Regions from separate parts of the Mus musculus genome. Here regions 1, 2, 3 and 4 are each linked to region 5. A link is a loop called in an ENCODE intact Hi-C map of the cell type or tissue named here. Cell type or tissue: left cerebral cortex. All regions are shown on one strand.

Evidence for each region. Hi-C counts contacts between places; a loop is a spot of excess contacts. Peaks named below come from ENCODE experiments on the same cell type or tissue, not always from the same donor. Only the 100,000 strongest peaks of a DNase experiment are listed, where the experiment ranks them.
Region 1: it touches region 5 in a loop (2.0-fold over the local background); 13 of 42 quality-filtered maps call a loop at or near these places.
Region 2: a loop joins it to region 5, with 2.5 times the contacts of the local background. A loop is called at or near these places in 8 of 42 quality-filtered maps.
Region 3: it touches region 5 in a loop (2.1-fold over the local background); 12 of 42 quality-filtered maps call a loop at or near these places.
Region 4: a loop joins it to region 5, with 2.1 times the contacts of the local background. A loop is called at or near these places in 4 of 42 quality-filtered maps.

Annotation. Positions count from the first base shown.
Region 1 is chr6:121,027,242-121,032,241 of GRCm38, forward strand. Mical3 (microtubule associated monooxygenase, calponin and LIM domain containing 3) reads right to left here. Exons shown (of 32, transcript NM_001270475.1): 10 at 3,756-3,882; 11 at 2,406-2,502. Among named protein-coding and RNA genes, the nearest start is that of Gm4651, 35 kb to the right of the region's middle. In left cerebral cortex, a CTCF peak has its summit at 2,979 (motif pointing left); DNase peaks (open chromatin) are centred at 230 and 2,828; H3K27ac peaks cover 1,567 bases.
Region 2 is chr6:121,037,736-121,042,735 of GRCm38, forward strand. It overlaps Mical3 (microtubule associated monooxygenase, calponin and LIM domain containing 3), which reads right to left. Exons shown (of 32, transcript NM_001270475.1): 2 at 4,261-4,599; 3 at 2,647-2,854; 4 at 752-868; 5 at 275-376. The coding sequence starts at 4,524. Among named protein-coding and RNA genes, the nearest start is that of Gm4651, 24 kb to the right of the region's middle. In left cerebral cortex, a CTCF peak has its summit at 2,194; DNase peaks (open chromatin) are centred at 1,144 and 1,735; H3K27ac peaks cover 2,530 bases.
Region 3 is chr6:121,010,963-121,015,962 of GRCm38, forward strand. The region is part of intron 16 of Mical3 (microtubule associated monooxygenase, calponin and LIM domain containing 3); the gene reads right to left. Among named protein-coding and RNA genes, the nearest start is that of Gm4651, 51 kb to the right of the region's middle. In left cerebral cortex, a CTCF peak has its summit at 2,966 (motif pointing right); DNase peaks (open chromatin) are centred at 3,067 and 4,224.
Region 4 is chr6:120,969,516-120,974,515 of GRCm38, forward strand. Mical3 (microtubule associated monooxygenase, calponin and LIM domain containing 3) reads right to left here. Exons shown (of 32, transcript NM_001270475.1): 21 at 3,888-4,132. All of the region lies in intron 1 of Gm43915 (predicted gene, 43915), which reads left to right. Among named protein-coding and RNA genes, the nearest start is that of Gm43915, 13 kb to the left of the region's middle. In left cerebral cortex, a CTCF peak has its summit at 2,323 (motif pointing right); a DNase peak (open chromatin) is centred at 2,336.
Region 5 is chr6:121,106,703-121,111,702 of GRCm38, forward strand. The region is part of intron 1 of Mical3 (microtubule associated monooxygenase, calponin and LIM domain containing 3); the gene reads right to left. Among named protein-coding and RNA genes, the nearest start is that of Mical3, 22 kb to the right of the region's middle. In left cerebral cortex, a CTCF peak has its summit at 3,113 (motif pointing right); DNase peaks (open chromatin) are centred at 2,752 and 3,757; H3K4me3 peaks cover 2,466 bases; H3K27ac peaks cover 2,146 bases.

The DNA of each region.
Region 1 (5,000 bases), 79 kb before region 5:
GTAAAGCCCAAGTTGATGTCTGTCACCGGCATCATGACAGTTTCATGATGATACAATTTTAGGTACCACCTATCCGATTCCTGGGTCAATGCCCCAGACAGATACCTCTGAGCAGGGTGACAAGGACCTGCCACTCTGAAGCCATGTCCCAGCAGCACTCCTGGAGACAAGCGGATGGCAAAGTGCCACCTGCGGAGTTGATACCTCATTGGCAACAGAGTCAAGATCTCCCAGGAGAGTTGCCTGGCAACAGGCTGAGGAAGCTGGTTCCTCCCTAGCAACACCCAGGAGATTAGATTAGAAAAGGTTTCTCCTGTAGTACCTTAAACCCAAGCAAACAAAACCTTAGTCTTGCTTGCTAAGGTCTTGACTGAGAGCCAAGTGAAGAGACTGCGGGGCAAGGCCAATCAGACCACAACCGGGCCCTGGCTGGCAACCTGTGTTATAAATAGCCACATATGGAGACCACTACAAGGCAAAGACACACATGTTTTTCTGCCTCGCTGACGTGTCTTCATCATGAGTAGTTCTGCTCACACTTAAGAGAACCTGTGAGCACTGACCTGCGTTTGAGATGTCTGCTCCTGGCCCCTGAGGCAGTGGATATTTAGCTTTACACTAAGTCACCTGGAGACTTGCGAGCAGATCAAAAATGACTGTGCACCTTGCACAGTGGCCTTCACAGTGACCACGTAGACTGAGACAACTCCTGGCTCTGACACGGATCTACTTAGGCGTTGCCCGTGTCTGTATACCTATCCATGCACATCAGGCCACCTCAGAACCACAGGTGGACACAGGAATGGTTGAGGGATGCCGTCTCTGTTCTCAAGGGGTTGACACCCCAGAGGAGAAAGAAGAGGTTTCTGATTGCCTGCAGGTTTTCACCTCTACCTTCACATCTCATGACCACATTAAATCAAACCGTTCAAGAGAGACCTCAAACCTCTCCGGCCTCCTCCACCTTCTTGTCTGGACTGACGCAGCATAAACCAATAAACCACAACCACCTACCTGGTATCTCTCAGGACAATTAACTGTCGTGCCGATCCACTGTGGTATCTTCAGACTTTTAATATTAACAACAACGGCAGACCTGTTGCTGTTCCCACCCACTGTGCGCCAAGCGCTGTGGTGAGCAATGTGCCAGAGACCTCCCGACCACAACTGAGAGCAGGATTGTTTCCAGATCACAGGCAAGGAACCTCAAGTTCTGAGGCGCTAAGTCCTATGCCCACGGCCACCCGATTTACACATGGCACAGGTAGGCCTGAGAGCTGTTTGTATCTGGCCCAAAGTCCAGGTTCTTCTGTGATCAGCCCCAGAGTCTGGCTTTTCTCACACACAGACTATGGAACTGTTTCCTAAACAGCCTCCCTGCACCAAGTGTATTTCCCTACTCAGTCTGTCCTAATGCACCCAACCCGTCGTACTCAAGGCCGCTCTCCATGGATAATCTCCAACAACCCTCCAATACACACGAAATACAGAATGGCCTTCACGTTGGCCCCGGCATGGTGCTGCTGGCTCAGGACCCAGCTAGATGGCTACTGACCACATTTCTACGAGGCCTCTTCCAAAACGTGGTTGTGTGTATGGCTGACCAGGAGCTTGTGTGCACTGGGGACACTTTGTCACCTGTTCTCTCTCACTCTCTCCAGGATCTGTAATTGATCATCGTGGGACACTGACCTCCACGCGTGACAGCCATTACTATCGTCATCAAAGCAGCCATCATTAATGCCAAGAAACCCTTAAGCTGTGGATGCTCCCTCAGAGGAGGGAGATACCTCCCTCCCACCTTTTCAAAACTCTGCCTCGGCTGAGCACAGTCTTAGGAGGTGCCAGGCAGACAGACAGAAGGCAGGCGGTTAACTGAAGGGAGGACTCCACCTCTCCGCTATGGAGAGGCATTGTCTCTGTGGGAGAGGGACTTTCAGTGATGTGGATGTCTGGAGGTCACCTGTGTTCCTGCAGGCAAGCTTATTAACTCACTGGTGCACAGAGCTGCCCTTGAGTGGACTCACTACTTTTGTCTATTGTTGGTTCCCTATGTGGGGCAAACAGACATTCATTTGTTATTATCTCCCCAGCAAGAGTTCATACGACAATAATTTACCTCTACTCTTACACTACATGAGACCACAGCACTTTTCTCTGTGTTTGAGGACTGTTCTGTGTATCCCAGAACACGTAAGCAATGTTCCCAAGTCCTATCCACTAGGTGCTACTAGCAAACCTACCCCAGTCACGACAGTCAAAACACACCCTGGCAGCCATCTAATAACCCCAGAGGGTGACATCACTGGCGGCAGCCCTGGGCCTTTGATAGCACTATGGTCATGCAACGCTCGACGGATGAGTGGAGACTTCTTTCAAACAGGTTAGCCCATTATGGAACTCACCGTTGCGAGTCAGCTTGGGAGTGGTTCGGGGATTCACCATGTTCTCCATTTCCAGGTGGATATCTTTTGTTTCTCCGCTATCGTATAAATGGCGCACCTGGCAGAAAGTTGAAAGGTTGGGACGGAAACGCAAACCCTGAACAACAACTCCCCACTTAAAAGGAGAATGACCAGAGGCCAGCTGGTAAAGTCTATTATGTTTACTTTCTGGTAGACCTGGGTTGAGGTTAGGGTCTTGCATGGCTAAGCAGAGCTGTACGCCATGGTAAAGCTTTGGCAGAATCTATCTGACCACCTTAGAGCTTTAATGGAATGAAGTTACTGGAGGCTCATGGAACCTGGCCGTAGGCGGGCTGTGCTGAGAGTAAGCCAGCTGGCTCTGATCCGGGGCTGCCCACCTTCACATTGTTCAGCACTATGCAAACACATACAAGAAGCCCGAGACACCGGGCAGAAGGCAAAGAAGGAAAGCCTCTGGAATAAAGATGAATGTGTGAAGCAGGCTGCTTCCTGAAGAGTCTGCTGCTCCGGGCTGCTGTGCTCTCAAGTGCGCCACTCTCGACAAGAAGGCAGCTTAACAGACTCTGGATAACACGGTGCAAGGTCTAGGCTAACGCCTTCTCCTGGCAGAGCGTGTCTGAGCCTTTAAAGCTCATTTGCCTAACAGTGATGCTGTGGGTGGGCAGGGGTCAGCACCTACACTTCTCAGGTGAAAAACAGGTTCAGAGAACGCCAAACCGCCTGGCTGAGTGCCAGGTGAAGGGTGGTGATGCCACAGTGACATCACCCTTCCCAACTACTGAGCCAGCCGGCGTCCTTTCCCTCTCACCTCGTGGCTTGAATCAAGAGGCAAGGGTGAAGTTCTAGGTCTATTGTCTTCGTGACTTCTGATCTTCTACACGTCATTAAAAAAAAACCCTCTGCTTAGTCAAGCATGGTGGCCCACAACCAGCACTCAGAGCTGGTTCAAGAGGATAAGTCCCACGTCAGAGCCAGCCTGGGCTTTGGAGTAAGTAAGTTCCACCTGAGCCTGGGTTACAGCACAAGTCATCCCCACCCTAACCCCAAACTCAAAACAAATGACCAACCAATAAAGAAAAAGAAGGGCGGACTGACCCTCTGTGATGAGTGTGTTCATGGGAAATAATACCTGCTTTTAACAACACAGAGACGTCAACATGGATTACTTAGTGTGTGCTGTATAACAGCAAACACAGCTACACTCATTCCTACTGGAATACATACTGTAGAATAACAAACACTTATACACATTCCTATCTGATCTACTGACCAGTTACGAGCATCCTGAACGTGGGCCTCGGTGTACAAAACTCACAAGACGGCTCTTACCTGGCTTGGCCTGAGGAAGTTGATGTTGATATTGGGATACCTAGTGACAGGGTCGATGCTATATTGGCTGAAGTTTTTGCTCACGTTCTCAGGGGTGGTCTGAGGCAGCAACCTATAAATGCTTTCCCTGCAATGACATACAACCGTGTGCTCACATGCAATGACATATAACTGTGTGTTCATAGCAGTAACAAGAAACACGTCACTGGACAGGTCAGCCAAACAGTCAGTCATCACAGATGAATCTATCTAATCAAATCCCCAGTTCTCAGTGATTCCATGGTCCCAGATCGGGGAAAGGGCCGGAAGGAAGAGCAGGGGCAGTGTAGTGGGCAGCGCCGAATACTGCTAATTTAGAAGGCTGGTATGTAGTGTGCCAGTATTTATTATGGGTTTTAAGAAATTAAAGGGAACATTGTGGCCAGCTCTGTAGGGTTACAGGGATGCAGAGTCTCTTATCTTTGCTGAACCTTCCCCTCAATAGTAGAATATTAAATCTGAAGTACGAAGGACATTTCGAAAATGCCTTCTGTTTGCACAGAGGACTGTTTACGCCTCGAGGAGTCTGTCAGGGCTGTGGTTACTTGCCCAAAGGTCATATGCTGGAAGTCAGGCCCTCGGCATGGTGCTGGTGAAGTGGTAGATGTCGTAGCTCACACATTTAATTCTAGCACTTAGGGGGGAAGTATGGAAGACTTTGGGACTCTGGACTAGGGAAACCTCTGAACACTGTCAGCACGGCCTAACAGGCCATCTTGGTAGGAGCTTAGAAGACAATAGCACTTAGAGCAATGTGTACTATGGAGGCCCTGCCCAAGGGGTTTTGGAAGGGAACAACATTAACAACTGGGCTAAAAGCCATTCTTGAGATACTTTGGGAGGGAAAAGAAGTAGCCGCTTTTTGCCTTTGTCTTAAGGCTGAAGAGTTTGAAACATTTTGTTGGCAGAGAGATTTCAAGACAGCCTAATAGTGACTCTGTCACATGATTACTAGCACACATTTTTATGCAGGTCCACAATGAAAGAGAGCAAGTGGGGCAAAAAAAAAAAAAGTACAGTTTGAGGAGAATTCAGGCACAAGGAAATTCAATGTTGGCACTAAGGCTTGTGCTGAAAGAGATGAAGAGGAGGAGAAAGGGTGGTGAGGTCCACACGGCTACCCTGCAGCTGGTGAGAGGAAAAGGCCTTCGGTTCTCCTTCTAAAGAGCAACAACCAGCCAAAGCTGCTGCAAATGTCACTCAAGC
Region 2 (5,000 bases), 69 kb before region 5:
CAACTTGAGATCCAAACAACCGGATCGTTACTCAGTACTAAAGGTTACCCTTAATGTGAAGGGGCACGGTGTGCCCGTCTCATCTGTGCATGGACTAAAAGCTGTGGTATGAATATCTTTGAGCACAGTTCATGTCCTAGTGTCCTGTGAGAAAGACCCTTGCAGGCACTGACTGGACAACACACTTGCAATCTCTCAGGGGTGTGGTCTCGGGGACAGGCCAGCCTCCAATCTATGAAAAGCCAGGCAAAGGAGCATAGGCGAAGGCCAGTACCTTCCAAGGTGTTCCTACGCCCATCTCCACCGATGATAACTTCAAATTCATATTCTGATACAGGATGAGTTTTGGGGTGCACCAATGCTCGCCATCCTATCCCTGAGGGCCAAAAGCAAAACGAAGGTGGAAACACAGACTAAGTCATAGGCCCACACAAAGATCACACCAAATCCCAATCCACAGAACCACATGAAATACAACAAGGGGTGGCCTCAGGCAGGAAACCTTGATGAGAGCTCACAAAGATTTTCTTTACCTTCAAAAATTTTATAATATGAATGTTCGCCACACCTACTATTGTGCCAAAGGCCTCTTAGGTAACGCGAAAGTCCAGAAAAGCCCAGGCTGCATGAACAAAGCCCCTTTAGTCACGGCTGAAACTGCCTGAAAGTTGTTCTGGCTTCTCCCATGATCTCAGCTGTGCTCACCCACTAAGTGCCCTCATGCCTTCCTCCTCTGACCAGTGGGACTCACGTTCATTCTCTTGGTCCTCGGGAGGCTGAACAAGTCCTTGGAATTCCACATTGACATGGATCTCAATGCCCAAGATCAAGGCTACCTTCAAGAGGATTAGCTGGAGCTGACGGATACCTAGAAGAACACAGACATCTTGACAGGGCAAGGGAATGGGGAGGCGAGAGCCCCATGGCGCATACCCTCAGGCCCATCCATCTTAGCTCAGGTTCCCAAAGGTTATCACAGCAGAGATGTGCTTCACGAGCTCTCATTTCTTTCTCCGCATCGTAAAGGAAACATCAAACAGTGAAAGAAACATTCTGGATAAACTAGGCCACCCCGCTTCGGGAGCTGGGTGTTCCGAACGGTCTGACATGACTACCGAGACATCATAGAACAGTGGCCAAGGAGAATCACTCTTCTATTTCCTGGGTCCAGGGAGAGCCACTGTTATCAGAGTCAGCCACAGGAGAGGTGTGCCCATGGGTTAAGATGCCATTGCATCTGCCTTCTACCCTGAACCCCTGCTGACCTCACACATTCCTACCAGAAAATTCCTACCTACAAAAGAAATCACAACCCCATCCTATCCCCACCACCAGTGACTTACGGTTGTGCAAACTGAGGTCCAAAAGGACTGACAATCCTGCTCATCATCACAGTAATAAACATGTATGATGTCTAAAGGGTCCCCATCAGATCTGGAACCAACACCAGGTAACAGAGACAGAAATCCTGTCCTTGATCTAAGATACTGTCTGTCCTAAAATAAATCTGGCCACAGATGAGGATCACAAATCCAATCAGTCAACCCTTGGTCCTCTCTTAAGGCCAAATTTACCTGCAGCCTGTGACTAACGAGCTAGAGGACTCGCAAATCCCCTGCTAAGTCATCCTGATTGTTCCTCTCCTCAGCTGACCATATCCTCGCCCTTCTGAGTCACACCCCCAAAGACGCGCTGAGAGGCGAGCTAGCACACACGTTATTTTTGTAGACAACTGTGGGCTCTGAGATGCTTTACAAATTACAGCCTGGCAGATGGGCTGAGCACTTCCTCTTGCCAGTGGAATGTGGCAGCCGCCAGCTAGTGTTGAATAAATTGGTATAACCATTTCAAACAGCAAAAAAAGGTCTAATGGCTGAGTGTCTTTCCAGGTCACATATGGAGGGGCTCAGCACAACTGCTCCTTACTAACATTTCCCCGACTAATTAATGACAGGAAAAAGATTTCTCTAGCTTGGTGAGATAGATGCTGTTCCAAACTGGTTTCAGTTTGAGCATTTACAGTCATGAAAACAGGACCATCTTAGACAAACACAAGGCCCTGAGTTCACTCATCACCTAACACAGACGCTCTCACAGTGGACCTGATATATGTGTCCAAGCCTCTACTCTAACTTGCGTGTGTATGGTTCCCCAGGTCTGTCCCCATGGCCCTGTAGAGGGCGTGCAGGATCACAGTGCAGCATCAAAGCTATGCACTTCTCCCACTGAACTAAGAACCACCAGAGGGTTCAAATCCAACCTGTCTACCTTATTCTCAATGCCCACCCTTCCCTTCAACTGAACTGCATATACCATGGGTACTCAGGAAGAGTCCAAGACCCAACCAAAAATTTGTGGAGACATGGTTTCTCTGTTGTAGTACTGGCTGTCCTAGAATTCTCTCTGTAGAACAGGCTGGTCTTGAACTCACAATCTGTCTGAGTGCTGGGATTAAAAGTGCGCACCACCAAACCTGGCCCCCAATTAAGGATCTTTAAAGCAAACTTTAACTCCTTTTGTACAAGAGCCCCACTTGGTTAAGAAGGCAGGTTATAGACCAGGGTGGCGGGTGCAAATGCTGGGTGAGGAGGAAGTCCTCACTTAACCCACCGAAGAAGGAAAGCAAGAAGAGCCAGTGTTACTCACTGATATGGTCGATGGCTCCGGCACAGAACTTGCCGTAGAATTTCTTGGCACCCAGGCCTCGGAGATCGTGTATGGTGAAGGGCCAGAGATGTAAGACATTGTTGCGGGAGAAGGCATCTCGCTTTTCAATAACAACCACCTTGGCTCCCAACAAGGACAAGTCGATGGCTGTGCGCAGCCCACAGGGGCCAGCTCCAATGATGAGACACTGAAAGATACAGGTGCTCTCAGGGCCAAGGCCACGCCTCTCAAGTCCCACATTCACCCCTATGTCCAAACTCCAGGACCAAGACGCTGGAAGCCTGACTCGGACCACTGAGTCCTTGCAGAGGCTTGAAGGACGAGCTCATGCTTGGTGGGCTGGGAAGACTGAACCCCTGGCATGTCTACCTCAAGCAGCTTAGAGAACCCGTAGATCGGCAAAACTTAAATGGGGCATCATCTAAACCAACAGCATGAAAATCACATCTCATCTTTTATCAAGACAGGGACCCTTAGGAAGTCTCTAAGGTTGCTGCCAAAGGGTAGATTAGTAGCCTCAGCCAGGCAATCAAGCCTGGGGCTACCACGGAAATGATGCCCAGGAGGCAACTTTCAAGACTCAAAAGTTCATGTACAGGAAAGATTTTTTTTGTCTTTCAAAGATTCTATCTATCTATCTATCTATCTATCTATCTATCTATCTATCTATCTATCCATCCCTGTCTATGTATCTATCTATCTAATGTGTGTAAGCCTGAGCATATGTATGTACACCATCTGTTTAACTCCTTCAGCAGAGGTCGGAGGCATCAGAGGAGCCTCTGACAGTGGAGCTGTGTTCTATCTTGTTTTAAAATACATGTAGAGTGCTGTGCATGTGTGATTTTGGGGAGGGGGAGTGCTGAAGCTGGGGACCCGGGGCCTGTGAAGCAAGTGGTCTACCTCCGAGCTCCCCTTATTTTATTTTAAGTTAAAGTGTAGTCGTTCGTGATACCAGGCCTTCAGATCTTTACATTGCTCTATAGGATGGCTCTCTGGGCGCCCCACAGGGTAAACTAAAACTCGTGAAAAGCCAAAATAACAACCCTGAAGTCTCTGGAAATTTGTTTACTAACTTTCCCCAAACTTCTCCCAAAAGGATTTCCTCAGAGAAGGCGGCAGGACACGCCTCTCTCTCCTTCACTTCCTCACTCCTACCCCAACTCAGGTGAGTGCATCTCTCAGGACTCAGTCCAAAGCTATTTCATGGAAACTAGCTTTTTCCACGCTAGGAAGGCAGCTAGAAATACTTCAGTTCCCAGGGTCCTTGTCTGTGAATTACAGCAGGCCTCGTGACAGAGCCTTACCAGGTGCTGAATACGGAACAATGACATGGAAAAGATGACAGGCCAGGAACCATTAAATCACAGATGCTCATAGAGGCCTGGCTCTGTCCCTGCTAAGCAACCTGCCTTCTCCTACCAGTGTGAAGCTAGGGCAAGGCGTCAAAAAAATAAAAAGTTATTACCCACCTACCCTCAAATGTTGAACATTCAATAACTGACTACGTGAAATACGCTCAGAAAGGAGTCTGGTGGGTGGAAGGAACCCCTTCAGCCCAGCTGAGCCTGGCTCTCCTCCCAGAATCCCTACCTTTGTGTTGGTGCAGGCTTTGCCCTTTTTGTAGTCTTTGTGACTGCCCCGCTTGTCCAATTTGGCCCAGAGGGCTTTGGCCTTCCAGTAGTTGAGCTTGGACTTGAGCTTGTGGTAGAAGGACCGGTAGTCCTTGGGCTTCAGCTCCAGGTGGTCACAGAGCTCTTGGAAGGCCCTGAGGGTCCCCTTGCAGGTGGTGGCCTGGACAAAGCGGTCAAAGAGGACGTGAGCTTGGTTCGTTGTCTCCTGCTTCCTCTCCTCCATGTTCCCCTACTCTTGGCACAGCTCCACGGAGGGGCGGTGGAATGGTGCTGATCCACCTGGCACTGTCACCTTAATCTAAGAGAAAACACGGAAGAAAAGGAAACTGTCAACATCTCTGTTCATTTCCCACGAGACACGCTCCTGCCCATAGAGCGGTGACAGTCACATCCCTGACAGGTGTGCACTCAAACACTCCAGGCACCATCCGGGTGTCGGGGAGCTGACAGTCTAGTGGGTGACATGATCACAGAGTTACAGTGGGCAATTCACGGCCTGCTGTGGCTTTCAGCTAGGCAAGAAAGGCACGCAATACTGGGCAGGGAAGTCGTTCTGGCTGTTCCACAAGGGTCTCCTACACGTCAGCCAACAGTGAGTCCCAGTTTTCTGATGGAGGCCACTAGGAAACTAGAGCAAGTCGAGAGATTAAAACCATGAGCACTCACTTGTGGGGATGGCTGGCGAGTTCACTGTCCTGA
Region 3 (5,000 bases), 96 kb before region 5:
CACCTCTCATGGTAGGAAGTTAGGGAGGCTCTCAGCCACGTGGGAGAGGTTGTCACTAATGCAGAATTACAGCAGGTACAGTTATCCCAGAGATGACATCAACCCCTAGTAAGTGGCTTCAAGGGACAAACCTGTAATGCCACGTGTAAATGGGCAGCTGGTCCAAACTGCAGCATGCCCAGCTTTTGTGGGGCCAACTCTGTAAGTCTGGGAACGCTCACCCTTGAGAACATGTCTCTCTAGGCTCAGCTAAGGCCTGGCTGGGAACTGAGCAATCAATACCATTTTCCAGCTCAACTAAAGAGATGCCCTAGGGGGGCCTGGAGATATGGCTCAGCGGTTAAGAGCACTGACTGCTCTCCCGAAGGTCCTGAGTTCAAATCCCAGCAACCACATGGTGGCTCATAACCACCCATAATGAGATCTGATGACCTCTTCTGGGGTGTCTGAAGACAGCTACAGTATACTTACATATAACAATAAATAAATCTTAAAAAAAAAAAGAGATGCCCTAGGATTGGCTGGCCTCACCTGCCATTAACCCCACATATCATGTCCATTAGTAACAGGGCCTTTGAGACGCATACGCCTGGGACAGGCAGGCACAGGAAAGAGGAGAGCAGAAATGAGACCCAAGCTCTCCTGTGAGAGATGCCCTCATAGGATCTGAAAGTCACCTTTTCTTCACTCTGTGGAGCAGATGACAAAGTGCCCAGCACACGGCAGCCCTTGCCCCACTGTGTGCATCAGGATCCTTCTCTCGTAACCAGGGACTATCTCAGGAGCCATGGCCTGGGACTGCATGCGCAGGGGCATTTGTCATTCAGTTCTTGTGATGTAGCAACTTGGACAAGCACCCCACCCCCCACTCCAAGAGGGATGGAGTCAAGTTCTGTTTGTTTCTGGCATGAAAAGCAGCTGGCTTTCTTCTTCCCACTCCCAGAAGGGTCAAAGTGTAGGAATCGCTGGGCTCACCCCACTGTACGCCACACGCATGCGAGTGCTTCTACACATATACACACTGCCTAAGAATACGAAGCAGAGGCAAAGGCAGCTGACTCTCCGATCCCTAACAAACTCCTCGGAACTGGATCGGAGCCACCCGGGATAAAGCAGGGTTCATTCCACACAGGATTACAAGAAACACCAGGAGTGCTGTGTGCTCACTATTTTACTAGGAGAGTTAGTGACGGCATGGTTCAAATTCTGTAGCACGCACGTGATTAAGAAAACGCAGTCTTCGGTCAAAGATTGAAAAATGCTATCAGTATCGGGCACAGCTTAACAGCGGGTTCGCTCTGACAGGCTGTGACGTGTGAAACACTCAAAGGCAGCGGGCAGCCTCTTTAACATGGGTGTCTGTGGCAGCTCTCTCACACACACAGAGCTTCTGAGGAGCCAGGCAAAGGCAGAGACCTAGGCTCCCTTAGGTGGGTGACACCTGTAGAAAGTGGAGCGAGCAGAGGCTGCAGAACATGGTTTTGTTCAGTCCAGGCCATGCTACCTGTCGGAGGGAGTCAGAGGAGGGAGAGGCAGGGCGGGTGGAGGAGCGGAGGCTAAGGGAGAGCTCCCACTGGTCAACAAAAAATCGACGTGAAGGCTCAGGCTCTGGCTATAAAATACAAGGCAGAGAAAAAGAGCACAGTACATGTTAGAAGTCATGATAGGAAATCCGAGTTTCAGACGGCTTTACTGTTCAGCTGTAGAATGTACATGGTAAATAGAGAAGCAGGTCTTCCTATTTCCAGAATCGAGTGAGCTTCATCTAGAGCTCCCATCTGCTTCCCGCGCTTGCCCAATGCTGGCTCTGGAGCACATCTCGGGAGCTGGGAGCACCTGTGAAGCCTCGGGGCACCTTGGCTTGGTGTTCCTACTGGGTTCACCCTAGGTGGGTAACACCAGCTTCTCACAGAGCCCTCACTGACCTGCGCGGGGATTTTCCCTTGGCAGAGACATCTCCAGTCATGCTAGTTCTCTCCTGACAGAGTGAAGGGCAGGGTTGGGACCCTCACTGTCCTCTGCCAGGGTTCAGGGCGTGCCCTTGTCCTGTGGACAGTGCCCAAGGCCTTCTCCACCTAATGCTAGAGCTCTGGGAAGCTCTATCTGCACTAGGTGTTCAGGATGGGTGTTCTGCTTGCAGAGGAGCCAGATAAACGGAGGGCACGGTCCAGGGACTGATATAAATGCCCCTTGTCTTCCTGACACTGGCCTCAGCTGGTGCAGCAACAGTGGGTAGGATCTTCCTCAGTGCTGGCTATGGGAGCCAGCACCTCTGATCCAGAGGGGAATGAGATAACAGACAGCCTTAAGTTTTCCCGCCACATGCTGGATACAATCTTTACAAGGTGGGAGGGATAGGGGTGCTGCCCAAGCTCCAAGGACAGCCACTGCGTCCCTTTAGTTGACATTTCAGTGTCACAGCAGTGATAAGGCAGCGTGGCAGGTATCTGAGCCTTCCCTATCCTCTGCCCCAAGTGTCTGACAGCTTCTGGGCCCTGAGTATAGTATAGAGACGACTGACCACCTGGAATGTGGAGCAGTCACAGTGCGTGCGGGGACTGAGTGAAGGAGAGCTACAGAGAGTGAGGGTGTGCATGGGCAGGGCTATGGAGTCGGGGAGAAGTCCTGGAAAAGAACAGAAGTGGTGCCCCCGGTATCTAGCCTGAGCCCCACACTGAGGATCTATACACACCAACGTCCGGGAAAAACAAAAGTCCCCCCATGACAGTGTTGTTTAGGCACATCCTGTGCCTGTTGGGGACCTACTCTCCCCGCTGGGCACCGGTGTCCCGGACCTCAGTTTCCTGCCAAGCTTCCTTTCACTCAATGAACTTCCTCACTCCCTTTTCAGATGTTGCTTATTAAAAACCATCAACCTTATTAAGTATGCAAGCTTCAGGACACAGGACACTACCCTGTTCTCTGCTATGGGAGGACCTGGAAAGAAGGAAGAGGCTGTGGACACCGACTTCCCACCAGGCGGCAGTACAGCAGAGCGGGTGACAGGGAGGGGCAGAGGCCAGCCTCCCCTCTTAAACCCGTCCTGCTGGTAGTTTCCTTCAAGGGAAGGGAAGATGGTGCTGCTGCCTATTTCCTGGTGGTCTCGAGATGTGTCCCCGCTTGCTGCCTGGTCCTCAGTGCGGGTCTCAGAGAGCAAAGGCAGGAGGGAGGCGGCTGTGAAATCACCAGAACTTGCGAGACATCAGCTCAGTGCAGATCCGGAAGGACGGGAACAATGCAAAAAGCCTCACAAAATAAGTAGGCTAGGGGCTTCATCACCACATTCATTGAATGAAAAAAAAAATGGAACGATAGTTCATTTTAGACATCCCTGTGTTTTTTTTTTTAGAAAAGATCAGCTATAGCTTTTCATTATGTACCCATCCTGCCTCGGGCTGCGTTTCCTGATCTTCCTATCTGACTTCTTCCCCCGAGAGCCTCAGTTCTTCTTAGTACTTTTATTTCAGGAGCTGAGGCTGACACATCCACTGCCTGTCTGTCCCGAGGCTCCGCTCTTCCACTCCTCCCCGATGACCAATGCCCTTTGGCTACCCTAGGGGAAGAGGTGATAAGGTCTTGGCATGGGATAGAGGAACACAAATGGGAAGTCTCTACGGCCCACTGCAACAATGAAAGCACCAGGGTTAGCATCCAGTCTGAATGCTTTGCAGATGGACACTCTGCCGTGAATGCTACCGTGCGGGACAACGCTGTTAGCAAAGAGTTCTGGCTCTTGGCTGGGTGACAAGTGTGCAGAAAGCTAGGAGAAGGGGCTCTTCTCCACGCTCCCTTCCCTCTGCCCCACCACACAGCGTGCCCCAAAGGTGGGCTCTCAGCACCCCGTGCCACAGGCTCATGCTTTTACCCTCTTGAGGTGGGGATCCTGCTTGCCACGGCTGTCAGCATGAAGAGTCCTGTACATCTGTTGGCAACAAGATAAAAACTTAAGCTCCATCCCGACCAGCTCGGTAACAGTGGGAGATTTAGGCAAGAATTCAGGGTTCACATTTATATATATCCCCCAGCCTGAGACTTCCCTAACCAGCTGTCCACAATCCCACCGGTACCAAATTCCATGATCTGCGACAATTTTCTGCCCACCTGCCTCTAATGAGGCTCCCTACACAGGCCAAGCACTGTGGTTAGTACAAAGGTGGAACGATGTGTGTTTCGCACAGTGGTATAAGATTGGAGGCGTGCAGTGAAAGGCTCAGGGGAGGAGGGTTGGCAGGGAAGCTTTCCACAGCAAGAAAGGTGGGGAGAGGACACCGGATGAGCAAAGGACCTTTACAGAGCGCAGAGGAGACTCTGGAGTGGGGAGCAGGCCTTGAATAGGAACAGGGGAGCGGGGCTCGGGTTACTGAGGGGAGAGGTATGTGGAGCCTGGTGGCACTCTCAGTTAATGCAGAGGATCATGGGAAATCTTAGGACAGGCACAAGGCTGCCTCAGTGAGCTGAGGTGGCAACTGTGGGGACAGGAGGACCACACTGTCCACTCAAGGTAACTTGAGATGTCCATCCTTGGGAAGTGGATGCTAGTGTCTGGGGTCTGACCTCATCCAGTGCCGATGCCACACTGCCACAGGCAGCATGAGCCCAGCACCAGCCTCTGGCTCCCGCTCGGTTCCAGGACATTGCTCACCTGTCCTCTTGCATAACTCCTTGGCCTCTCCACCCTACACCTCAGAGTGCAAATTGGAGATGGTGGTGGGACCTGCCCCACAGTTACTGTGGGGACTGACTGAGTGACTGAGGAGCAGAACAAATGCTCAAACTGTGAGCCCTTTTTGTTTGTTTGTTTGTTTGTTTGTTTGTTTTTGAGACAGGGTTTCTCTGTGTAACCCTGACTGTCCTGGAACTCACTCTGTAGACCAGGCTGGCCTCGAACTCAGAAATCCGCCTGCCTCTGCCTCCCGAGTGCTGGGATTAAAGCTGTGCGCCACGCCCGGCTGTGAGCCCTTATTAAGAGGAGGCACTGGGCAGTCACAGAGGCTAGCACG
Region 4 (5,000 bases), 140 kb before region 5:
GGAGGATAGAGGGAGGACAGGAAGGAACAGCGAACAGTCAAGGGAAAGAGGGAGGAGACAGCACAGGAAACGAAAGAGTTACAGCGTTTGCCAGGACCAGTGTGAATAAGAAAGAGGTAAAAATTGAGAACATGCATGTTTGCACACACACGCAAGCACACACGCACACATACACACATGCATACCCACACAGATGCACACCCGCACACACATGCATGTACACACACCTTCTGTTGATTAGGTTTGATTTAGTAATTTTGAGCTTTGCATAAACATTTCTTAGTACAATGAAATCCACACTCCTCCAAATGCAGAAGGAATTTTTCCTTTCCCTCATGGATCTGAGGCCCACACTGCCCAGGGCGGAACAGGGTGGACGACCCTCACCTTATAGGACCATCACTCCAGGGCCCAGGATATGGCTGTTACCTAGCACAGCACGAGCTCCCGAGAACACCCTTCCTGTCAGTCACAGGTAGGCTCGGATGGTGCACGGCTCTGCAGGGAGCCAGCCAACTAACCAGGACAGATGTGTGCTCTGCCGGAACTTTCATTTTTACCCTCTGCAGTAAAGCCGCTGCTGGGGAGGGAAAGCCCTTTGGCCAGAGAGCTCATGCTGCATGCTGGCATGGTGGCGGGGGTTCCGACACAGGGAACGTGGTCAGCGTGGAGGGTGAGGACAGCAGCTAGAAGACGAAGCAGAGATCTGTCCTGTGAGGTCTGGAACTCCAGTATTCAGGCAGGAGTGAGGCCAAAGCTTCTTCCCTAATGTGGGTCAAGCCCTTCCTTCCTTGCAGGCTGCATCTGAAGCCCTTCTGACCCCTCCGGGCATGAGATCTGCCTCTCAGCTATAGAAAATCCCAGCAGCGCCCCCTGCATTCACCCTTGCTGCCAGAGCAGGTGGAAGTCACATGCAGCCCCTGCCCCGAAGGACCCTCTCATTAGTGCTTGCTTGGGTCATGCCACACAGTAGGGTTAAGATAGCGGGACAGCCAGTGACTACGGAGCGTGGGTGTGGGCACTGAGGAAGAAAGGGCAGCTATTTCGGCAGTAAGAGCAGGTGCCACTGACCTGAAGGACTCTGTGGCTTCAGGCTGAAGCCAGCTCCCATCTGGGAGTGTCTGTCTGTCCTCCCCTTGACGCCCTTAACTAGACTCACCTGTCACTACCAGGGCAGCTCTATGACTTAACCTAATGAAGATGTGGCATGGCGTGGCTGGCACAAAAGCAAAGTGAATTCTCTGATGTGGAGGTTAACCTGTTCCATGATGTGGAGCGGCGGCCCCACAGACTCTCTTACTGATCAATATGGATTCACAGTCCATCCTCAAAGACAGACTGCCCAGATTGTGCTGTCCAGGGCTGAATAACAGCAAACGGACTGACAGCTCAGATGTGTCAGGAGCCCGGAGGGTGAGGCTCAGAGAGAAAGGCTGTTCCTTTCTTTGGCTTCTAAGCCACAGAAGGAAGAGTTCCGTCTTTTCTCTGAGCACAGCTCTGCCTTTTGCCAACACTTGCAGACTTGTGGGGTGTGTGTATCTGTGGTGTGTATATGGTGTGAAGTGTGTATGTGTAGTATGTATGTGTGGTGTGTGTCTCTCTGTGTGGTGTATGTATGTGTGGTGTGTGTTTATGTTGTATGTGTGCTGTGTATGTATGTGGTGTGTGTGTGTAGTATATATGTGTGTGCTGTGTATGTGTACATATGCTATGTGTTTATGTTGTGTGTGTGTTATGTGTATGTGTGTCATGTGTGTGTTGTGTGTGTGCTGTGTATGTATGTGGTGTGGGTGGGTATGTGTGCTATATGTGTGTGTTGTGTGGTTGTGTATGTGTGTTGTATGTGTGCTGTGTATGTACATGGTGTGTATATGTGTGTGTGTGGTGTGAATGGGAACCATTGGCAGCACAGAGACCCTGGGGTGAGACTGAAGAGCTGTAGCTAGGCAGTGAGGTTTAACTGGATAAAGGGAACTCAGAGCGAAAGCTACAGGGACACAGGTGTGGTCACATTCTAAAAACCTTGTTCTCTGTCTTCTGGGGATCTGCTAACTCACATGCTAGTCTGTGCTTTGTCTAGGGAGGCCGGGTCAGGGACACGTGCCCAGGTATGCCCAGAGCCTTTGAGAACAGCTTTACGAAAAAGACCTTCCACGTGGGGCCTGCTCTTGGAGGCATATTTTAGGTGGCTGCTGGGGAGCCGGGGTGGAGATGGGCAGGAGGCAAAGCGGGTACCTTCACATGTACCCATTTCTTCTTCCTTTGAGAGATGCTGGAGCCACTGGCCTTGTAGGAGTTCTCTGTCCCAGGGGCAGTACTCCCCTTCTACAGCAGGGGGAGCCAGACACCCACAGACAGCACCAAGAATCCCACAGAGGGACAGGTAGAGAAGGGAACGGAGGGAAGAAAGAAAAGAAAGAGCAAAGTTATCCCGGCTGCATGCAAGTGTGTCCTGCCACTCGTCCACACAGGCATCCAGGTCTGCAGCCCCAAATATGTGCTGCAGGCTGGGGACAAGGGAACATCTAGGACTTGGCTGAGTGTGTGGGGAAATTCCCAGATTGGCAAGTGAAGTCTTCAAGAAGGGAAGGTGGGCAGACTCTCCCAGGGTTGTGTTAGGGCTAAAAGCGGCTAAGTACCATCACGTGGAACAGACAAACTATGTTTCCCCGAGGGAGCTATGAAGGGGACGGACTCGCCCTGGTGAGTGTGAACACATGGGAACTCTAAGCCAGCATGGTTCTGCAGACGGGACACAACAGACAAACCATGCTCTGGCCAACGCCAGCCTTTCCAGCACGTTCCCTCTTCCTGTCTCATGAAACTCAGTGAGTCTGCCTAGAGTCCACTTTGGCCTTCGGAGGAGTCAGAGCAGGAGGGTGAGAGAGGATGCACTCTGGGGAGGCTGTCAACACCACAAAGGGTTCTGACCCTGAGCAGACTGGGACAGTCCATGGCAGCAAATCCACAGAGCCCAGGGACAAGCAATGCTGCCACAGTGAGCTAGTTCTCTGTGCCCGTGCTGTCTGGAATTTAACCCGGAACTCTGATGTGGGGCTGCAAGAACAAGGGTGTGTACCCCCTTTGGCTCCATGTCCCTTGGAAGTGGCCATGGCTCTCCTCGGGGAGCCGGATCTCTACCAGCCCTGGCTCCCTCCTTCCTACCCATGGGCCCTCTGCAGCCAGGGAAAGAGTGATATTCTTACACAGCCAAGTTCCTCATGTCTTCAGGTCTCAGTCAGACGCTTGCCCAAGGCAAGAGGAGGTTTACAAGTGGCCAGAATGGCTGGAAACTCAATGAGCGTTCTTCAGGCCCCAAATGTTACTGACAGTTGTGGCTGGTGCTGGTCTAGTGAGCACTTAAGATGGCAGCCTCCTGCCACCGTGCACCAGGGAGACTCCTGGAAGGAGCCAACCTCCTCTGTCTTTACTAGAGTAAAGTTCTATCAGAAGCTGAAGGGGAAAAGGATAAAATGAAAAAGTAAAAGGAACTTAATTTGGACAGAGTCCTCAGATGAGCCCCGCCTTCCACTTCCAGGTTAAAAATACCAGTGTGTGTGTGTGTGTGTGTGTGTGTGTGTGTGTGTGTGGAAGGCGGTGACCAGGAGGAGAGCAGTAAGCAGGATGTAAAGTGAGTAAGTTAAAAAAATTAATAAAAATTAAAAAAAAAAGACCCAATGTACACAAGGGACATTTTTGGTTCAGCTTGCCATCACTGCATCTGCCTCTGTTCTACCTAAGGTCGGGGTGAACGAGGGCCAGAAAACCTCAGGTCTTGAGGGCAGCATGCAGACTCTAGTGTCTGTGAGACCTTATATTCACGCTGGCAAGAGCTGAAGGGGGGAGGGGAGGTACGACGGGTCGGGACCAGAGGAGATGGTTCTGACCTTCACTGGATTCCTCCTCTTCCTCCTCCTCATACTCTTCATCCTCTTCTTCGTATTCCTCCTCCTCTTCTTCTTCCTCGGGCTCGAAGTTCTTGGAGGCTTCCAGCTCCTCTTCACTCCTTCCCTTCAGAAGGGCATGGATCCTGACTGCCTCCTTCCAGGGAACCCCGCCCAGGTCAGAGGTGGGGAGATGATCATCTTCGTCATCTTCCTCTTCCTCCTCCTCCATCTCCGACTCAGAACTGCTGAGAGAAAGAAAGCACCCAGCTTGAGTGAAGGAATGATAGCAGTAAGGTTCAGAGCCACGGTCGGTCGCAGGTAGCAGATCCCAAACAAAGCAAGGGAGAGGGAGGTCAGGCTGCCCTTCCCCAGCCAGGGAAGGGACAAGAAGGAACCCACTAATGGGACAGAAAGACAGACACACATGTACAATACCTATGCAGACCCTAGGTTAGCTGTCTCTTGTAAGGCTATGCCAGTGCCTGGCAAATACAGAAGTGGATGCTCACAGTCATCTATAGGATGGAACACTGGGACCCCAAAGGAGGAGCTAGAGAAAGTACCTGTATTGGCTAGTTCTGTGTCAACTTGACACAGCTGGGGTTATCACAGAGAAAGGAGCTTCAGTTGAGGAAATGCCTCCATGAGATACAACTGTCAGGCATTTTCTCAATTAGTGATCAAGGGGGAAAGGCCCCTTGTGGGTGGGACCATCTCTGGGCTGGTAGTCTTGGGTTCTATAAGAGAGCAGGCTGAGCAAGTCAGGGGAGGCAAGCCAGTAAAGAACATCCCTCCATGGCCTCTGCATCAGCTCCTGCTCCCTGACCTGCTTGAGTTCCAGTCCTGACTTCCTTCGGTGATGAACAGCAGCATGGAAGTGTAAGCCGAATAAACCCTTTCCTCCCCAACTTGCTTCTTGGTCATGATGTTTGTGCAGGAATAGAAACCCTGACTAAGACAAATTGGTACCAGCAGAGTGGGGTATTCCTGTGACAACCTGACCATGTTTTGGGGAGGACTGTGGAAGGACTTTGGAACTTTGGGCTTGAAGATCCATCCATTGTTAAAAGCTCTGTCAGATGTTGTGTAGGAGCTTGGAAGATAATGTTGAGA
Region 5 (5,000 bases):
CCCCAGAATAAGACCCTAGGTCTTACTTGCTTTCAGCCGAGGGCTTTCTGCCACGTCCTTGCCCTGGGAACTCACCATGCCCTAGTGTGTCATGTATGAAACAGGGTTAATACCTAGAATAAGTTAAACACACCTATGAGGAGGAAACAGATGATGTGCACCTAGCCCAGGCGCTGAGAATCAATGTCACGAATTTGGGGGCGTGGCTCAGTGGTGAGCGCTGGCCCAGCTGAGAGAGGCCCAGGCACCTGCCTCCAAAGAGAATCAATCAGTGAAGAAAAGGAAGTTCACCTCCTCAAAGAAACAGCAGTAACTGAATCCAGAGCCTGCTTCTGTAAAAATGTCACGCCCAATATCACGCAGCGTAAACAAACCAATGATGGTTCTTATTTTTCCAAGTACATTAGCTCTGATAGCCTTTTAATCTGCTCATAGGACCAGCTGCAAGAAGGGAGGAGGCAAACGGTGGCTCCTTGCCGAGCCCAGAGCAGAGTCCACGAAAGCTAAGCGGCTACTCCTGCCTGCTGGCTACTCCTGCCTGCTGGTCCAGCTTCTGCCATTCTGGCCTCTTCTCAGATGTCAATGCCTGGAAAAATTAAGTCAGGATTCTAGCTCCACTTGGACATGTCAATCCGCGGAGTACAATCCTCACCTCCAAGAGTAATCAACAGATCAAAGAAAGGGTCAACTCTCCTACCGAGTGGAACAAGGTGAGCAGGCGACAGGATCTCTTCTAGTACAGGTGCCATCCTCTCTTTCACAGTGCAACCCTAGATCTGGAGATATGGCTCAGCAGCTAAGAGCACTGACTGTTCTTCCAGGAGCCTGATGTTCAACTCCCAGCACCCATGTCAGACAGCTCACAACCACCTGTAGCTCCAGCTCCAGGGGTCTAATGACCCCTTCTGGCTCCCAAGGGCACCTGCACACACATGTGGACACACACAGACACACATACATACCTTTAAGTAAAAATGAATATGTAAAATGCAACATACTGCTGGGTAGACTGGTCACACCTGCCATCTCTGCAGTCATGAAGTAGACGCAGGAGGATCAGGAGCTCGCCTGCCACAAAGCATGATCAGGTTGGCCATCCTTGGCTATAATAGGGAGTCCAAGGTCCAAAATATACAAGACCCTATGTCCAAAAAAAAAAAAAAGGAGCCAGCCTGGGTTACTTAGCAAGTTCAGGCCAGACTGGAATACACATAAAGAAACCCTGTCTCTAAGGAAAACAAGCCAGTCAGTGGTGGCACAAGCCTTTAATTCCAGCACTCGGGAGGCAGAGGTGAGTGGATCTCCTTGAGTTCGAGGCCAGCTTGATCTACAAAATGGGTTCTAGGACAAGAAGGGCTACACAAAGAAAACTTGTCTTAAAAAAAAAAAAACCAAACCAAACCAAAAACAAGAAAATGCATGAGACAGCTGGAAAACCTCGATTTTTCTTGATTAATTCTTCCCAGTCCAGAAGTGTTTCACTTATAGCCTCTTACTTTAGTCTAGAAAGCTAAAAGTGGGAAGGGGAGGACTGATTTCCTAGTTGGGGGGCTGGGGGGTGCAAGAGGCCCAACTCCATCCCCCACCCAGTTCTTCCAATCAAAGAGGAAAGATATAGATAGATAGATAGATTTTTTTTTTTTTTTACTTAAGACCTACTATGTGGGAAGCACTGTGCAAAGCACTTTTCCTACATTATTTCCAAAGCCCATTTTCTCTCCCACACCTACAAACCACACAATACAAATGCCCTGGTAGGGTGAAAGCCCCAACCAGTTAGCAGTCAAGTTTTAGACTTTTCAAAAGTTAGCACTCTAGCTGAGGAACTGGGTCCAAGTTATAAACGATTCTTTGCAGAACCAACCAAACTGTCTTAGGTATAATTCTGAAATCAACACGTGCTATTAGTATACCACTAAAAGGCAGGCTAGACTTTTACAACCTCGAGCATAAGAAATGCTCACTGGAAGGCTAGAATAACTGACTCGAGTGCATGTGGCAATCAAATACGGAATTTATGATATCCTCTTCAAGGCCCTTGGGAGATGCGCTCACAGAAGTGAAGAACAGCATCCTTTGTGGCCCGGTCATAGTGAACTTAACTCCTGCCGGCAACAACAATCTGTAAGATGCCTTTCTCATCATAAAATCTCACTCTCTCACCATCAACCTAAACGACTGTGTCAAACACACACGGATGTCCTGGTATCTAAACGCTACTCTCTCCAACCATCCACTGCACGCTTTAAATAAACAAAGCAAAACAAAACAACAACAAAAACCCACTATCTATAATGATCTCCACTGCGCTGCATTCATCCGTTTCACACAAGTCATAATTAATGCCTGAGTTAAGCACCAAAATCAAAGCAATACGGATGTGGTGTGCATTCTTGGAAATAACTTTCTGTCTTCTGACTCGGGGGGTGTGAGGGGAATCAGCCAAGATACAAGGCTGACCCACGATCCCAACTGCGCTGAGGCTCCTAAAGGACCCCCTTCTTCCCAGCAACAATTGTGAAAGAGCTTGATGATACGAAGCCTGCCAAGTAGAGACGCCAGAAACCTGCAATCGGCCATCACACCGGCTGTCTGAAAACACCAGACAAGCCCATATCTGGGTAGGGCTCTCTCCAAGGTTATTCTTAAGCTAGTGATGTCTAGTGTGCCAATGGGGACCTCCAACAGTGTTGTCACTTTCTAAGGCAGTTAAGGAGGGGAACAGCGACGAGATAAGAGGCCTCGGTGGCTGCCTGTAGCCCACTCAGTCTACCACCAGACGGAAATGTCAAGAGTTCTCTCTCATGGCCACCTGCCATAAACGTCCTCAGCAACCTACACACTGCGCCTGCTGGGCTCTCCAGACTAGGGACATCGCGGAGCACAGTCCCACTCCCCAGGCTGGGTCTTCTACCCTACAAAGCCTCCTTGGGCACACCCAGCCCAAGTCACTCAGTCCCATTCCTACTAGCGAGATGGCTCTCTTATGTCCTCCCAGGGCGCGACCTGACCTAGCACCCGATTTCTGGAGGTCAGGGACCCGGACACGGGCCCGGCAGAGCGGGAAGCGCAGAGGGGCTTCCTCGCCTGAGCCGCAGCTCCGCCAGCGCTCCGGACGCACGCGTCCGCCAGAGGGAGGCACAAGGCACCGGGCGGGTTGGGATCCCGGGGCTGCCCGGGCGGGACGTGTCCAGCCACGCATCGGGGCGCCGCGGCCACCCGCGCCAAAGCCGCCCGTGGGCCAGCCGCCGACCGGCACACCGAGGCGCAGCGTGGGCGGGATTGTGGTTGCTCCCCAGGAGCACGGCGCTCACCTCTGCTTCATGCTGCTGTGTCCTCGTGGCCGGCGAGGCCACCCAGCCGCGCGCCGGGACACGCAGCCGCAGCCCCCGCGCGCTAGCCCGCAGCGTCCGGCGCGGCAGCAGCAGCAGTAGCGGCGGCAGGAGCGGCGCCGCCGGGGCGGGGCCAGCACATGGGAGGGCGGGGGCTGCGGCCCTTCAGGCTGGACCACCGACCCCAACGGGGGTGCGGGTGCTCAGTGCTCCCGCAGCTCACTCCTGCTCCTCATACTCAGAGGCCCGGTTGTCACCTCCAGGGTCGGTCCTGAAGAAGTCTCACGGATCACAAGCAGGTAAAGAAATGCATAGCTGCCAGTCCCTCCTCCTTGCTCTCTACCCCCTTCGGCATGGACCATATGGTACATTCCTGAAAGCCCAACGGAGTAGGAGAGGAACGAGGTGATTGGCTGGGAATCTTGGAAGGGGCGAGAAGCTACACAAAAGAGCCAACGGGATAACACCAGGGGCATATCAAAGCCGGCCAGACTGGGGATGGGAGGACGCCCTTAAAGGGGACTTGTTTGTTGCCCTCAGAAGCTGCCACAAAAACAAAGCTAGAATTTTCTTCCTGATCTCATCCAGATGAGACAAAGAGGGGAAGTCTCCGATTTTCGGAGTAATAGCTATAGAAAACTTCAGAGAATTGAATCTATATTGAATCTATTTGACTTTGAGTGGATAACTCCAACTCCCTACCTCAGTTTCCTTTTTCAATCAGATGAGACTGTTAGATCACACTTGACCTCTAGGAAGCCTTTCTCTTATTTCCTCATCTCTTTCAAGAGATTATTAATCTCTTCAATTCCGGGCATCTTAAAGAAGTGTGGTTGAAAGTGGGTAGACTTTCTAACACCACTTCTGTACAAACATTACAGGGAGACAGATTGACTATTCTTTCAAGGTCTTTTCATACGTTAAGGAGCATTTTTCCTACCAGGGGATAGATAGATAGATAGATAGATAGATAGATAGATAGATAGATAGATAGATAGATAGATTAGAGTCTAGCGCTCCTAGAGTTTAATGAAGTTTTAGTTGATTCTTCTTCACTGGCCTGCTGGACTGTGCAGGATTCCGATCTTCAGCCACAAATCCCACCAGCTGAATAGTTTGTTCCTGGCCGAAGTCTGTACAGCACACTACTCAATTATGCAAGGGTCCCCTTGTTTTCTGTTTTGTTTTGTTTTGTTTCAGTCACCCTCCATGTCTAGCTGAAGACCTACAAACATCCCTAAAGATCCTCCCCCCCCCCCCCCCACTTTACTCCAGGAAGCTCGACTGGTTCAGACCAATTCCACTCGGTTTGCATAAAGTGTCCTGTGGCTCTGGAGGGCGCGTGTGAAGGTCAGAGGACAGCTTTTAAGAATCAGTTCTCTCCTGCCGTGGGTTCTGGGGATCAAATTCACAGGCCCTCTGCTTTATTTCAGAAGTTTTCAGCCTGCACTCCTCAGCTTCCAAACTGTAAGATAGCCAGGATGCTTTTCCTGAGAGTTTCTCTTGCAGCCAGACAACCCATCTTCCAACTATTGTCCAAAGACACGGAGAAAGTCCGAATCTGCTAGGTAGCCCCTGGAATGGACTAATTGTAGCTACTGACATCTAAGAACTCCCATTTCTACCTTGTGTCCCTGTGACCCTAATTTTCCGTGTTTTCTGCCCCCA